Regions from separate parts of the Homo sapiens genome. Here regions 1 and 2 are each linked to region 3. A link is a contact called in ENCODE Hi-C or POLR2A ChIA-PET data. All regions are on one chromosome and are shown on one strand. Each heading gives the region's core, a stretch centred on a gene start or an enhancer-like site at or near the end of the contact. The rest is flanking DNA. Distances are from core to core; before and after follow the strand shown. Region 1 has its middle 17 kb from the start of ANKDD1A. Region 2 overlaps ZNF609 (zinc finger protein 609). Region 3 overlaps OAZ2 (ornithine decarboxylase antizyme 2).

Region 1 (4,388 bases), core at 1,241-3,740, 210 kb after region 3:
CTTTTTCACTTTGAGTTGACAACCACAGCAGCTACACACACACACACACACACACACACACACACACACACAAACACACACACAAACACAGACATACAGTTAAGGTTTAAATATCTGTCCCCTCTGAAACTCATGTTGAAACTTATTCCCCAATGTGGCAGTAGTGAAAAGTGGGATCTTCAAGAGGTGATTGGGCCATGAGGACTCTGCCCTCATGAATAGATTAATTCATTCATGGATTAATGGATTAATGGGTTCATGGATTAATGGGTTATCACGGGAATTGGACTGTTGGCTTTATAATAAGAGGAAGAGAGATCTGAGCTAACATGCTCAACCCCATCACCATGTGATGCCCTTCAGGGCCTCAGGACTCCGCAGAGTCCCCACCACCAAGAAGGACCTCACAAGGTGCAGCCCTTCAACCTTGGACTTCTCATTCTCCAGCACTGCAAGAAAGAATTCCTTTTCTTTATAAATTACCCAGTTTCAGGTACTCTGTTACAAATAACAGAAAACCGACTAAGACACACACACCCCAAGTTTGTACACAACCATGTGCACACACACAGTCACTTGCCCATACTCCTACGCATTCAGGCACCCAGCTGGGAACACAGCGTGCCTTTCTTTCTAGTGCCACAAGATACCCATTTATAGGCTTCCAGCTTGTGCCCTCTGACCTGCCTTACATTTTGATAGTAGAGGGTGGATTTGAGGGGGAAGAGCAGAGACCACAAGACCAGGCAGGGTTTCCTCAGTGGCTGCACTGCAGGGATTCAATGGGCAGCAAAGGCCCCCACACCCCAGGCTGGGCCTCATGGCTGAGACTCATCAGTCTTGGGCCTGGAGGGGCTGCTCTCAGTCTAACAGGCCTGACTGACAGGGAAACCACCAATTTGTCATTGGGTTCCAATCCCGAGTAGCTGGGATTACAGGCGTGCGCCATGACGCCTGGCTAATTTGTTTTGTATTTTTAGTACAGATGGGGTTTCACCATATTCGCCAGGCTGGTCTCAAACTCCTGACCTCAGGTGATCTGCCCGCCTTGGTCTCCCAAAGTCCTGGGATTACAGCCGTTAGCCACCTCACCCGGCCAGACAAATGTTTGTTGCATGAATGTCTTGCCCCTCACATCTGTGTTCCGTCCAGCCTTCCTCGCCTCTCCTTTTTCTTGGTGCCCTGGCTGTGGCCACAGTACTTTCCTAGGAGGAGGCCTATGCAGGCGCGTAAGGAACTCGGTGAAGGAGTCAGGGCCCCCAACTCGGCTCTCGCGAGCTTGCTGTGTGACCTCAGGCCAGTCACCTCCCCTCTTCTGGCCTGGGTTTCCACACCTGCACAATGGGAACAGCAACCTCAGCTGCCTGCCGTCTCTGACGTGAGGGCCAAATAAGAAAAGGTGAGAAGCTGGTCGCAAAGCGGTAAAAAAAGCCTTCAGCGCCGAAGCCGGGGAGGAAGCCGCTGATGAAGCTATTGCTGAGAAGTGTGAAGCCCCCACCCGAGGATCCGCTTTTGAAGAGGGACCCGGGGAACGCGTAGGGGGAAACTGCCTTCCTCTTCCCTCAGTGGAAAGGGCTGTGCTCATGTCACTGTGAAACGAAGCTATTTTTATGTAGTACAACTGCGATTATGACAGGGCCTCTTCCTGAAGGGGAAGGGTGGGGAGGAGACCTGAGTCATCAGTGGGGCGGCCGGCCCCACAGGCTGACACAGGCAGCTTGTGGAAACCAGGCCCCCCGCCCTGCCTTCCGCAGGTAGAGGCCCCAGAGAGGGGAAGGGGCCGACCACCTGCTCCCGAGCCATTCTCGGGCTCGGCCAGCCATTGGGCTGGGAACCTGTCAATCCTGGTTGATCTTCCAATGAGCTGTGAACTGGTCTTCCGGGAGGACTTACAGGAGGCTGGAAACGGGGCCTGGCGCGCGCTTCCCTCTCAGTGCGAGGCTGACTGGTTGGACTCGCCGGGCTCTACTGTGGGCCCCACGCTATGTTTAGACGCCCGACGTGTCCCATTTTATTGAACTCGTCCTGCCCCCCAAGTAGGGACGATTTACCTCCATTTTCTAGATAAGGCACTGGGGGCTCCGCGAGGGGATGTGGCGGACTGGAGCCCAGCTGCACTCCTGACGGGACTGAATGCGGGGCTGAGGGAGGCAACAGGAAGAATGAGTATTTTCTTTACTGGAAGGGCAGGGAAAGGTTTCTCTCAGAAGGTGACATTTGAGCTGGGCCCTAAACAATGAGCAGGATTTAGCTGTCTTGAGGAGGGGGAGAGGGAAGGGCATGTGACCCGGAAAGGATGCAGCCTGGGCAAAGGCAGGGAGGTGTGCATGGCTTGTTTGGGGGTGTCGAGCAGGTCGGGGGGGCTGGGTGGGGAGTGGCCGCGGGGCGTAGGTAGGGGAGGGCCTGGCATGACAGGCTAAGGGGTGTAGGCTCCTTGGGGTTCCTTCAGCGCTGTGCAAGCCCTGAGCATCCTCCCAGAGGTGTGGCCCTGCAGAGAGAGGGGAGGGAGCCCACTGGGGGAGGCGAGCTGAAGGAGTGGCCTGTCAGGTGGGTTTCCTGCCCTGGAGCCTGAGCTCAGGCAGTGGCTGCCGTGCCCCGCCGCCGCCCTCTTCTGCCGCCTCCTCCACGCCAGCACTTTTGCATGCAGTACTCCCTTCAGTCGTCACAGCCACCTGCAAGGTGAATATTACCACCTTTATTTCATAGGGGAGGTAACAGGTTTAGAGAGGTTAGAGGAGCCGCCCCAGGTCACACAGCCCCTCTTGATATTCTTCAACAAAAGAATCCTCTCTGACCCCTGCTCTCAGTCAACGGAACAACCAACAACCTCCTTCCTTCAGAGAAATAGGGACCCTGAGGCTGCAACCCAACTGTAATCATCTGCCTCCAGGCACCCTCTGCACAGACTCAGCTGTTAAATATAGATGGCCGCTTAGAGATCCTTTTGTTCTCTTTACATATTACAGATGGGGAAACTGAGGCCTAGTGAGGAAGAGACTTGCTTGGGGCCCCACAAATGGACCTAGATTGGCGAGCCTCTTTTGAGCCAGAGTCTCACTGGGGTTCTAGCCCAGCTGGGAAGTTGAGCAAAGAGGGATAAGTGGGTTACAGCTCAAGGACTGGGGGTGCCTTGGGGCTTCTAGGAGATGAGAGCCGAAAGGCATTCAGCCCTTTAACCCCACTCCAGAGCTTCAGACTGTTCCTTCTCAAGACACTTTACTGCCATCTGTCTGAAAAGTGTGCTAATAAATATGCAAATTTTGGTGACTTGAGAGGACTGGTGTCCTCTTGAGTTGTACAGGGCACAATTTGCAGATTTGTGAGTGATCACCAAGCCCCGAAGATGCAGCGAGGTCTCTGGCAACTCCCTTTCTCAGTCCCTTCTCTATTCCTCTCTTCTTCTTTGTCCCTCTCAGACTGGGACTGGGGGTGGGGGCAGGGGGGGGATTTCCTACTAGGGTGGGAGGAAGAAGGGTGAAGGAAGTAGGGTAGGAGGAGGGGAAGTGTGGAGGACAACAGAGGGAAAGGGTAGAACTTATTTCTGCTGTCAGAAACCGAAACCAAAAGTCCTGGCAGGAGTTAATGTGAGAGGGAGGTCTGTAGCAAGAGGCTGAGGAGCAAAGCCTTCACATCTGAGGACAGCAGCCCTGTCAGAGACACCCTGGCTGCAACCTCGGTGTCACTTAGACCAGGGCTTGCCTCTCATGCTGACAAGAAGCATGCAAAGGCAGTCTGTTTTCTCTGGGGATACCAAAGGCCCCTCCAGACCTTACAGTGCCCAGCACTGGTGTTAGGATCACTGCTGGAAAGGGGAGGGGGCACTAACTCAAGTCACCATGTCATCTAATAGCCCAAGAGTGGGTGACCCTTTGTCTTGTCTGGTATTAGTCTGTGTGGACCTGCATACACCCATGAGGCTGAGGCTGGGGGCAGCCGGCATCTGTGTGTCTAGCATAATGGGGATCCTCTTTCCCCAAGTCAAGCTTAGGACGTGTGGTATAACATAGATTTTTGTGATCCACCTGGCTGTGAGAGGTCATTTAGGTGCCACAATAATGGATTCTTTGGGGCACTTCATACTCTATTATAACAATAGGAGAAAATGTTTGCAACTTGGACTTGTCTTTTAAAATTCAGATTGTGTGGCCACTATTTCTTGTGAACTTTGTGATTCAACGAGCCAATTGTGTACTGGGAACCCAGATGGTGCCCCTCCCTTGAGGCTTGCTGGGTCCTCTGTGTAGGGATAGACTCTGTTCCGGGCGCCGTGGCTCCCAGTTCCAGACTGGCAGCCCTTTGAGCGGCTGAAACTTTAATTCATCTTTGTATCTCCCATGATGATAGGAACCTCCTGTCTCCTCAGGGGTTCTCAGAGTGTGAGTTTCTGG
Region 2 (4,542 bases), core at 710-3,209, 180 kb before region 3:
TTGAATGCATTTTAGATACTAGGTTTTCTACTTGGTATTGGGTATACACTGGTAAATAAAACAGAGATGGTCTCTGCTTTTTGAGGAGCTTACAGTTTACCGTCTACAGCAGAGTTCCTAAAAGTGTGTCCCATAAAACCATGTACATCACCAGAGTATCAAAAATGCACATTCTTGGACCCTACCCTAGATATGCCGAATAAGTTTTTGGGGTAAGGGCCCAGAAATCTGTACTTCCAGAAGTCTCTCCAGATAATTGCTATATACATCAAAGTTTGAGAATTTTCCTTTCAAGGTAAGTATTCGGGGCCACTTCTCATTTAAAACACCAGCCTTCTAAACTTGAATTTCACATCAACTCTTATGTATAATTTAGTGGCTAAAAGCGTAAACTCTAGCCAGGCCTCCTGGCTTGAGCCTGGGAGGTTGAGGCTGCAGTAGTGAGCTGTGATCGCACTAGTGCACTCCAGCCTGGGCAACAGAGTGAGACTCCGTCTCAAAAAAATAATAATAATAAATTTTTTAAAAAGTGTGAACTCTGGAGCCAGACTACCTGGCTTTGTTTCCTACCTTTGCACTTATTTACTGAGTGATCTTGACCAAGTTTCTTAATTGTTCTTCCTCAGTTTTCTTATCTGCAAAATGAGAGAAATAGCACCTACATAAGTTTGTATTTATTTATTTATTTATGAGAGGGAGTCTCACTCTGCCGCCCAGGCTGGAGTGCAGTGGTGCAGTCTCTGCTCATTGCAACCTCTGCCTTAACCTCCAGAGTAGCTGGGATTACAGGCATGCACCACCATGCCTGGCTAATTTTTGTATTTTTAGTAGAGACAGGGTTTCGTTGTGTTGGCCAGGCTGGTGTCGAGCTCCTGGGCTCAAGTGATCCACCCGCCTTGGCCTCCCAAAGTGCTGGGATTACAGGCATGAGCCGTCACACCCAGCCTTTAAGTTTGTCTTTAGGCCGGGCGCGGTGGCTCACGCCTATAATCCCAGCACTTTGGGAGGCCAAGGCGGGTGGATCACCTGAGGTCGGGAGTTCGAGACCAGCCTGACCAACATGGAGAAACCCTGTCTCTACTAAAAATACAAAATTAGTCGGGCGTGGTGGTGCATGCCTGTAGTCCCAGCTACTCAGGATGCTGAGGCAGGAGAATCACTTGAACCCGGGAGGCAGAGGTTGCAGTGAGCTGAGATTGTGCTGTTGCACTCCAGCCTGGGCAACAAGAGCAAAACTCTGTCTCAAGAAAAAAAAAAAAGTTTGTCTTTAGATTAAGTTAGCTAATTCATATAAAACACTTAGTGCCTGGCACGTAGGAAGCATTCAATAAATATTAGAAAAAAGAAAAATACAGTTTGAGTGGAAATTGGTCTTAGTCTCTCCTAGGCAATAATGTACTGAAATACAACAACATTCCACTTTACAGGAATCCCAGTATGAATAGATATACATGTTAGCTAAGACTTTTTAGCACTATGGTCTGAAGAAGTTCCAAATCTAGGCTGGGAAATTTTCATGGTGGTGATGTGTTCTAAAGCCCCTGATAATTATAGTTGGAGGTGGGGGGAAGACCAAAAATTAGCTTAGGGCATATTGAAGTGGCCTGTTGAATTTCAGACTTCATATGAATCGAGCTTCTTTTCTGGCCATATCCCTGGCATGGGGTTGGGTATGTTGGATAGATGTTACTGTGGTTTTGCCGGAATATGCAATCTCACGGACACTGGAGTAGTGCTAAGTGTTTTTGTTTCTACACAAGACTGCATGGAAAAAATCTAAGTCTTAGCCCTTAATCTTCCTCCCCCAGTGTGAACTTGTATTTTTGCCATTTGGGTATAAGAGCTTTTACCAGCAGAGCTCATCCAGGGAGGCAGCAGGGCTTGGGATGTGGCAGTAACATACACAGCTGAGATCCTGCCACTGCTGGCTGTCTGAGCCCTCTCTCTGTGGTTTTCACTCTTCAAGCCATGCTTGAGTAACCCGCCTCCAGAGCTGCTGACAGGGCTGTGTTCAGAGGCCTTGGAAATTACACTGTTCATTTCCTTATCATCCCCTGACCTGCAGTGCAGAGCCTTCTGGTGCAGGAACAAGGCAGAAAAAATCCAGACGGCTCCCAGCCAGCATGTGTCAAGAGCTACAAAGAAGGAAATTGGACTTGCTCACTTAAAAACCATGGGGTTAGGCTTTGATTTTCAGTTCCTGTGGAGAGTTATTTGTGTGTATGAGCATGTTGTATCTCTGTGTATATGTATAGAATGAGTCTGTGCGTGGCAAAGCTGTGGAGGAGGACCATTTGAAATAGAGAGCAGAGGGAAGATGGCTTTTCTCTTCACTTAATTTCCCAGTTGTGCCATTGGGGTGGGCCTGGAACCATTAGCATCAGGAAGGTGCCAGACCATATTAATATTTTAAAATATATTTCTCTCGGTACAGTTTAGTCATGGTTCAGAGCACCCACAGAAGAACCTTTCCTGGCTGACCGAGGAGACATTTTTAACAAATCCTATTCCCTAAAGTCATTCATCCTAGATGACATTGACATAGTCAATATTTAAGCTGCCTAAGAAAGTGTAGACTTTGGGTCAGTCCTGGGTAAGAGCAATAGCTCTTTTGAGATGAAGGATAGTGTGATAAAAGAGAGACCTTTGTGATAGCTAAGGTGAACTAAGGAGGAATTTGGAGCATTTTGAGATTTTCTGTTCACAGGGCAAAGTTCTATTATATTTTAAGAGCCCATCCTTGTTTTGGGGGTTGGTATTACAAAGCAATCTACTTTTCTTTTGGCATCTGTTGCTCAAGGAGGCCCAAAGGAAGGACTTCAGGCTGAAGTAAAATGTGAGCAGTAAGAAGTTCTTAGCAAAGTTTATAAATATTCTGTCCTTAATTTTCCTTTTTCTGGATTTCATGTGCCTTCATGTTAGTGGTGCCATTGAAGCCTTTGTGAAGTGGGGAGAAAAAAAATAAATCTTTAAGCTGTCAGACCCTGGAGGTGTTTTAAACCCTAAGTGTCTGTCTTGTTGAAAGTACTCTGTAGAGAAGTGTCTTCACATAAGGTGATAGCTAAGGTGAGAGGGGACTACTTTCTTTTCCCTTCATATAAATTAGTGGGCCCTGTATCAGCAGCAAATGAGAATTCGATAAAAATTTGGATCTCAGACCTCCTCCCAGTCCCTAAAGTTAGAAACTCTAGGCTTGAGACCCAGAAAATTTTTTTTTTTTTTTTTTTTTTGAGACAGGGTCTCACTTTGTTGCCCAGGCTGGAATACAGTGGCACAATCAAGGCTCACTGCAGCCTCAACCTCCCATGCTCAAGTGATTCTCCTACCTCACTTCCTACCTCCCCAGTAGCTGGGACTACAGGTGTGTGCCATCACGCCCAACTAATTTTTAAATTTTTTTAGAGACGGGGTCTTACTATGTTGTTCAGGCTAGTCTTGAACTCCTAACTTCAAGCGATCCTCCTGCCTTGGCCTCCCAAAGTGTTGGGATTACAGGTGTAAGCCACTGTGCCCAGCTGAGACCCAACAATTTGCGTTTTAACATTAGCTGTCCTGTTGATTGTGATACACACTAAAGTTTGATATCTACTATTGTAGAGCACCCTTCCCTCTTAATAGTGAAATTGAAATTACCAAAAACTTTAAAATGTAACGCTGGGCAGTAGGTATGATTTTTTTCTTTTAAAAATATCCTTATATATCTTTAACTCTTTGTGGACAAACTGACAGGAACCTAAAATTGGAATGAATATCTAAGGGCTTAGGACTTTCAGAGCAGAAGAGCAGAAAAGATATTCAAAAAAGACCCACTTTTCTCATCTGAATGGAGGAAGTAAATAATAGTACTGACCTCATAGGGTTATTGTGAGGATTAAATGAGATGAAAAGAGTTAAGCATTCAGCACAGTGCCTAGCATTATAGTAAGTAACCAATAAATGTTAGCTGTTGCTGATGTTACTGTTCTTAGCTTTGAGGTGCAAGGTCATTGTGAAATTAAGGAGAAAGGATATCCTTAGAGACTTTGAAGAATTAATCCCCTGAAGGCTTTGGAAAACAATGAATTTATGATAGCTAATATTCCAGCTCCTACTGATTTCCAAGAAGGCTTCAGGGAGAGATTGATTCAGAGCATTTGGAGGCATTGAAGTTTGGGGTTTTGTTGTTTGATTGGTCAGTTTGGAAGTGTGTGTTGGACTTCTTTTGGCAGAGGGCTGATCTCAGGTTGAGAACCATGGCTTTTGTTTATTCTCCATTAAGGTCAGTTTCTTTGGTATATAACCAACTTCTTCTGAATTATTTTCCTAAGAATTGAAATGAAGATAACATGATTGTTTTCATACAGGAAGTTTCTTTCCTCTCTCTGCTAATCCTTGTAAGGTACAGACTAGTCTTTTGAAGGGATTAGCAGAGGTAGCCAGAACAGTCAAGAGAAGAATGAGGATTGAAGTACTGTAGTCCCCCCAACCTTATCCTTGTTTTTGCTCTCTGTGATTTCAGTTACCCTCAGACAACCAAGATGTGAAAATATTAAATGGAAAATT
Region 3 (4,442 bases), core at 349-2,848:
AAATCTTGACTGGGTGATTTTTTTTTGAAGAGGGAAATCTTGACTGGGTTTCCAATTTAGCCTTTGTGACTCTAGCCGTATTGAAGAGGAATCACCAATAGGTGGCAGCAGAATCTCAAGCATGTTTCTTGGGAAAAAGTAAGGGACTGAGTTTTGTCTTGGTTCTTTTTCATCTGTCTTGTCGATTCCTTGTGTTTGTTTAATATCTGCATCCTAAACTGCCAGCTGCCTCTAGGAATTACCTGCCCAGTGGGGGACACTTGATTTCAACGGAATGTCTCTAGTCCCAGACTTGCTCTAATAACATTTGCCAGGCACGGTGGCTCACGCCTGTAATCCCAACACTTGGCGAGGCCGAAGCGTGGGAATCACTTGAGGCCAGGAGTTCGAGACCAGCCCGGGCAACATGGCAAAACCCTGTCTCTACTGAAAATACAAAAAATTAGCTGAGTGTGATGGTGGGCATCTGTAATCCCAGCTACTCAGGAGGCTGAGACAGGATAATCACCTGAACCCAGGAGGCGGAGGTTGCAGTGAGCTGAGATTACACCACTGCACTCCAGCCTGGGCGACAGAGCGAGATTCCATGAAAAAAACAAAAACAAAAAAAAACTTGGGATTCGAGCTCATTACTTTTAATGAATACAAGTTAGAGTCCAAGATAAATGACTTGGCCCACAGTGAAAACACAAGCAGGCTCCATAAAGAGCAATGTGAGAGCCACAGCTTAACAGTAGACAGTTGCAAAAATGTAGGTGGAAGAACATGCCCTTCAATTGGCAAAACAGAAGCAAAAGAAAAAAAGTGCCAGTAAATCCTTGAGAAATTAAAAAAACTGTGGTGAAGAGGATTCCAGCCCCCTTGGTACCACTGAGAGCTTATTCATCAGGCTGTGGTGTGGGGGACTGGAAGCCACACCTTAGGACACTGAGCTCCAAAAGGGGAAAACTAGAACAGGGAAGGTGTGTGCTGCATCCTTCAAAGACCTCAGGAATGGGAATGTCAGGAGCTCCATGCAAAAGCCAAAACCCAGTATCAGGACCCAACCTCCCCAGCCTTTTACAGAAAAGGAAGAGCTAAGAGCAGATTGGATCTTGGGTATAGCCTCTCCTAGATGAAGCTGATATGTACACATCTCTCTCCAGGGGGCTCTGGCAGTAAGTCTCAGACTCCTAGCAACCCCGCATTTCACAGTGTAATATGGCCCCAGAGAGAGACCTCAGCCAGTTTATCTGCCCTCCTACACTGCAGTTTTTTTCCCAAGGAGCACGCACCACACCTCTATTTATTAGGCTCTGGAGTCAAAACAGTTTGGTAGGGAGTTGGTCCTAGTTCAGAAATAAAGAATAGACCAACCACAACTTTAAATCAGTTTATTGACACAGTAACACAACACACTTGCCTCCCTGACATCCCCGTCCCCCTCACCCAATCTAGATCTCTCCCCCTTGCTCTCCCCTTAGAAAAAGCTGTTTAGTGAAAACAGTTAAGGGCAGGCCACTTCTACACTCCCAGCGCTACCCTAGGCCCTGCAGAGCAGAGTCTCAGACACTACTCGGAACCTGGTGGGGAGGCAGCTAGTACTATACTCAGCCAGCCAGAAGTATCCAGTCCCTAAGAACGGATTGCCCCACAATTCCCAGGCCCTGAGTTGCTATATATTCCTCTTCCTTACTGCTGTTTGTGACCCCAAGAAGGAGACCTTGGGGCCTGGGCCTGCAGCCAGGAGCAAGAACTCCTGGCAGTGATTTGAGAATTAATTAGAGTTTGGCTAGTGTTTTAAAGGCCCAGGCATCCCCCAAAAAAGCCCTGGTGGTGGGAGTAAATTTCAATGCCCCTATTTAAAATGTACTGATAACATTAAACAGATTAAGCCAGCTTAACCAAATGCCAGAATAACACTAAGCTGTAAAGAAGGAGGGGTCGGACCTGCTTACTCCAGGCCAGACGCAAATGCACACAGAGAAGCCCAGGTAAGAGTGTCAAAAAACAACTCAAGGACACTGCCCAGGGACTGAAAAGCCTATACTCAGGAGCCCCTGGGGTGACAGGAAGCAAAGAAAGAAAATACACAAGTCTTAATAACCAAAACAGAAAGCCAACAGCAGGGAAACCTGAGCCTGACAGTGCTGCCCACCAGCCCTCCAGGCCATGCCCCTGAACCCAGACAGTCCCTCCCCCTCTAGGCAATGTCCTCCCCTAGGCTAGATAGAACACATCACACAGCGCAGTTTAGAAAGCTTCTAATGCCAGTTCATAAACATCTTCATTTACTATTGGTGATTACATGTGAATAATATGTTTATACTGTTCTTTATGGAAAACAATTTCAACGAGTCAACTCCGAGAACACAATAGGCAACCCTCACCCTGAGCCCCTCAGTGTCCTTCCCTAGACAGCGAGGAGCCCTCTCGTCTGTCCCAGGGCTGCCTAACTTCCCCTCTTCCCCCACTGTGGCTCTTGGGTAAAGCATCCTCTATGACTATTAGTCCTCATCGGACAAGTTCTGGTCCAGGGGATAAACCATGAACATCACATCTGGCCGAGAGGGGACACAGGGATGGCCTGGACGTACAATCTCAAAGCCCAAGAAGCTGAAGGTCTTCAGGAGTGGAGCTGCAGAAGACAGAGTGTAAAAAAGTCTGATGAGAAACACAATGGTAGGCTGAAATCAAAACCCCAAACAAAGATGGAACAAATAAGCACTAGGCTTTTACGAGCCCTTCAGGCACTTGCCCTCCTGCCATGATTTCCCAGGGTTTGAAAGGCAAATTCAAGAGTCCCACCTCATCCTGGAGGTGCTCCCTTCTCTCCCCCAGGCCCCACTGTCTGGGCTGTAAGGCTCAGGCCACTCTGACTCCTCACCTCTGTCTTCTCGGCCCTTCCTGAAGCAGATGAAGACATAGTTCACTTTCATCTTCTCTTCAGCAAACTCTAGCAGTGCTAACAATCTGCAGGAAGCAAAGAGAAGTACTTAGGCCCATCACCACCTTCCTAGACCTCCCTCCCATTCACACCCCACCCCCACCCCTACCAACCCAAAGGCTTTTCTGAGGCCTACAACCAGCAATATAAATACAGAAGCTCTGGGCTGGGCACAGTGGCTCACACCTGTAATCCCAGCACTTTGGGAGGCCGAGGCAGGTGGATCACGAGGTCAGGAGATCAAGACCATCCTGGCTAACACGGTGAAACCCCATCTCTACTAAAAATACAAAAAACTAGCCGGGCGTGGTGGTGGGCGCCTGTAGTCCCAGCTACTCGGGAGGCTGAGGCAGGAGAATGGCATGAACCTGGGAGACGGAGCTTGCAGTGAGCCGAGATCGCACCACTCCACTCCAGCCTGGGCGACAGAGTGAGCCTCCATCTCAAAAAAAAAAAAAATTCAGAAGCTCCAGGAGGAAGATTCCTATGTCAAGACCCCAAGAGCCTTGAATTTTGGAAAAAAAAAAAAAAAAAGCCACAGCGCCTGAGAAAAATGTTACTAACTTTTCTCTTCCTGCAATAGGAGATCTGAAAGTAACACTACCCATCTTAACTAATGCTGTCCACAAGACAGAGTCTGGGGCCTAGAAAGAAAACCCAGTTCTTCAGGTGTCCCACAGATTGCCAAGTCTGATATGATCACCTGCCACTGAGAGGGACACTCTGGGCTCTAACACTGCCTAAAAGGATTTTCTCAAGAGGCTGGGACCACTCAGGAACTCTGTCCTCAGGACATTTCTTACCCATCTTGGCTGCTTGGAGGGTCTTTGCCCAATCCAATGAAATCCCACTTACCTCTGAGCTTCCTGGGTGGGGTGTGAATGGGAGGGAGGTCTAGGAAGGTGGTGATGGGCCTAAGTACTTCTTTTTGCTTCCTAGCCTTTTAAACTACAGTACTGTGTAGCTACAGGGGGATTTAGTGTCAGAGTGAACCATGGGGCGATTAACCGGCAGGCATTTGGTTAATGTGATAACAATCTGCTTTAATTATAACCTAGAGCAGGCCTGTCTTACTGGCTAAAAATAACCTGTTACAAAACGGTATCTGCTTGGGGAGTCTAGAGCTAAGGGAGAAGGCACAGACTCCCCTACAATTCTGTTACCCACAGTAAACATATACTCTTCTCTGGAATGGGACCTCCTTTCCCTCCCCAGCATTTGGCTCTTTACCCTTCTTTGCTCCCATCAGCTAATAATCCATCTGGGATTTCTACAAACAGGCTCTGGCTGGACAGGACTGCATCCCAAGAAGAGACCTTCACCTCGGTGACCTCATACTGGAAGTGGACGATGTGAGGTTTTCCATCATTCACAGGGAGGTCCTGGGTCACAGTGAGCTTCTCGTCCTGGGAAGGAAAGCAGGGCAGAGGACCAGGTCACTACTGCTTCTGGCCATATCATCCACTCCCTAATCTAGGCGATGCTGGGAGTCCCCTTAGGCCAGTGTCAGGGTAGC

Evidence for each region. Hi-C counts contacts between places; a loop is a spot of excess contacts on that map. ChIA-PET counts read pairs that join two places held with the same protein, here RNA polymerase II (POLR2A). Pooled maps may share reads with other maps.
Region 1: a loop to region 3 is called in a map of CD14-positive monocyte, with 2.2 times the contacts of the local background. The contact joins two enhancer-like sites. A Hi-C loop is called at or near these places in 18 of 168 maps with a recorded cell type or tissue (B cell, CD14-positive monocyte, CD4-positive, alpha-beta T cell and 11 more), 4 of 37 single-sample maps with no recorded cell type and 31 of 50 pooled maps. POLR2A ChIA-PET finds 5 or more read pairs at or near these places in 12 of 52 experiments (B cell, GM12878, H1 and 8 more).
Region 2: a loop to region 3 is called in a pooled map, with 2.2 times the contacts of the local background. The contact joins two enhancer-like sites. A Hi-C loop is called at or near these places in 1 of 168 maps with a recorded cell type or tissue (PC-9), 1 of 37 single-sample maps with no recorded cell type and 4 of 50 pooled maps. POLR2A ChIA-PET finds 5 or more read pairs at or near these places in 6 of 52 experiments (B cell, CD4-positive, alpha-beta T cell, HCT116 and 3 more).

Annotation. Positions count from the first base shown.
Region 1 is chr15:64,892,326-64,896,713 of GRCh38, forward strand. No RefSeq gene overlaps it. Among named protein-coding and RNA genes, the nearest start is that of ANKDD1A, 17 kb to the right of the region's middle. RefSeq lists enhancers at 1,109-1,218, 1,369-1,678, 2,473-3,071 and silencers at 2,219-2,268, 2,309-2,358. Within about 2 kb of position 2,491, at least 37 of the 41 ENCODE cell types and tissues checked have a DNase peak (open chromatin) inside an H3K27ac peak, as active enhancers do; they include heart right ventricle, where a contact is called at or near this core.
Region 2 is chr15:64,505,477-64,510,018 of GRCh38, forward strand. All of the region lies in intron 2 of ZNF609 (zinc finger protein 609), which reads left to right. Among named protein-coding and RNA genes, the nearest start is that of ZNF609, 47 kb to the left of the region's middle. Within about 2 kb of position 1,960, at least 23 of the 41 ENCODE cell types and tissues checked have a DNase peak (open chromatin) inside an H3K27ac peak, as active enhancers do.
Region 3 is chr15:64,686,218-64,690,659 of GRCh38, forward strand. It overlaps OAZ2 (ornithine decarboxylase antizyme 2), which reads right to left. Exons shown (of 5, transcript NM_002537.3): 3 at 4,157-4,332; 4 at 2,867-2,952; 5 at 1,357-2,617. The coding sequence ends at 2,487. Among named protein-coding and RNA genes, the nearest start is that of OAZ2, 15 kb to the right of the region's middle. Within about 2 kb of position 1,599, at least 3 of the 41 ENCODE cell types and tissues checked have a DNase peak (open chromatin) inside an H3K27ac peak, as active enhancers do; they include heart right ventricle, where a contact is called at or near this core.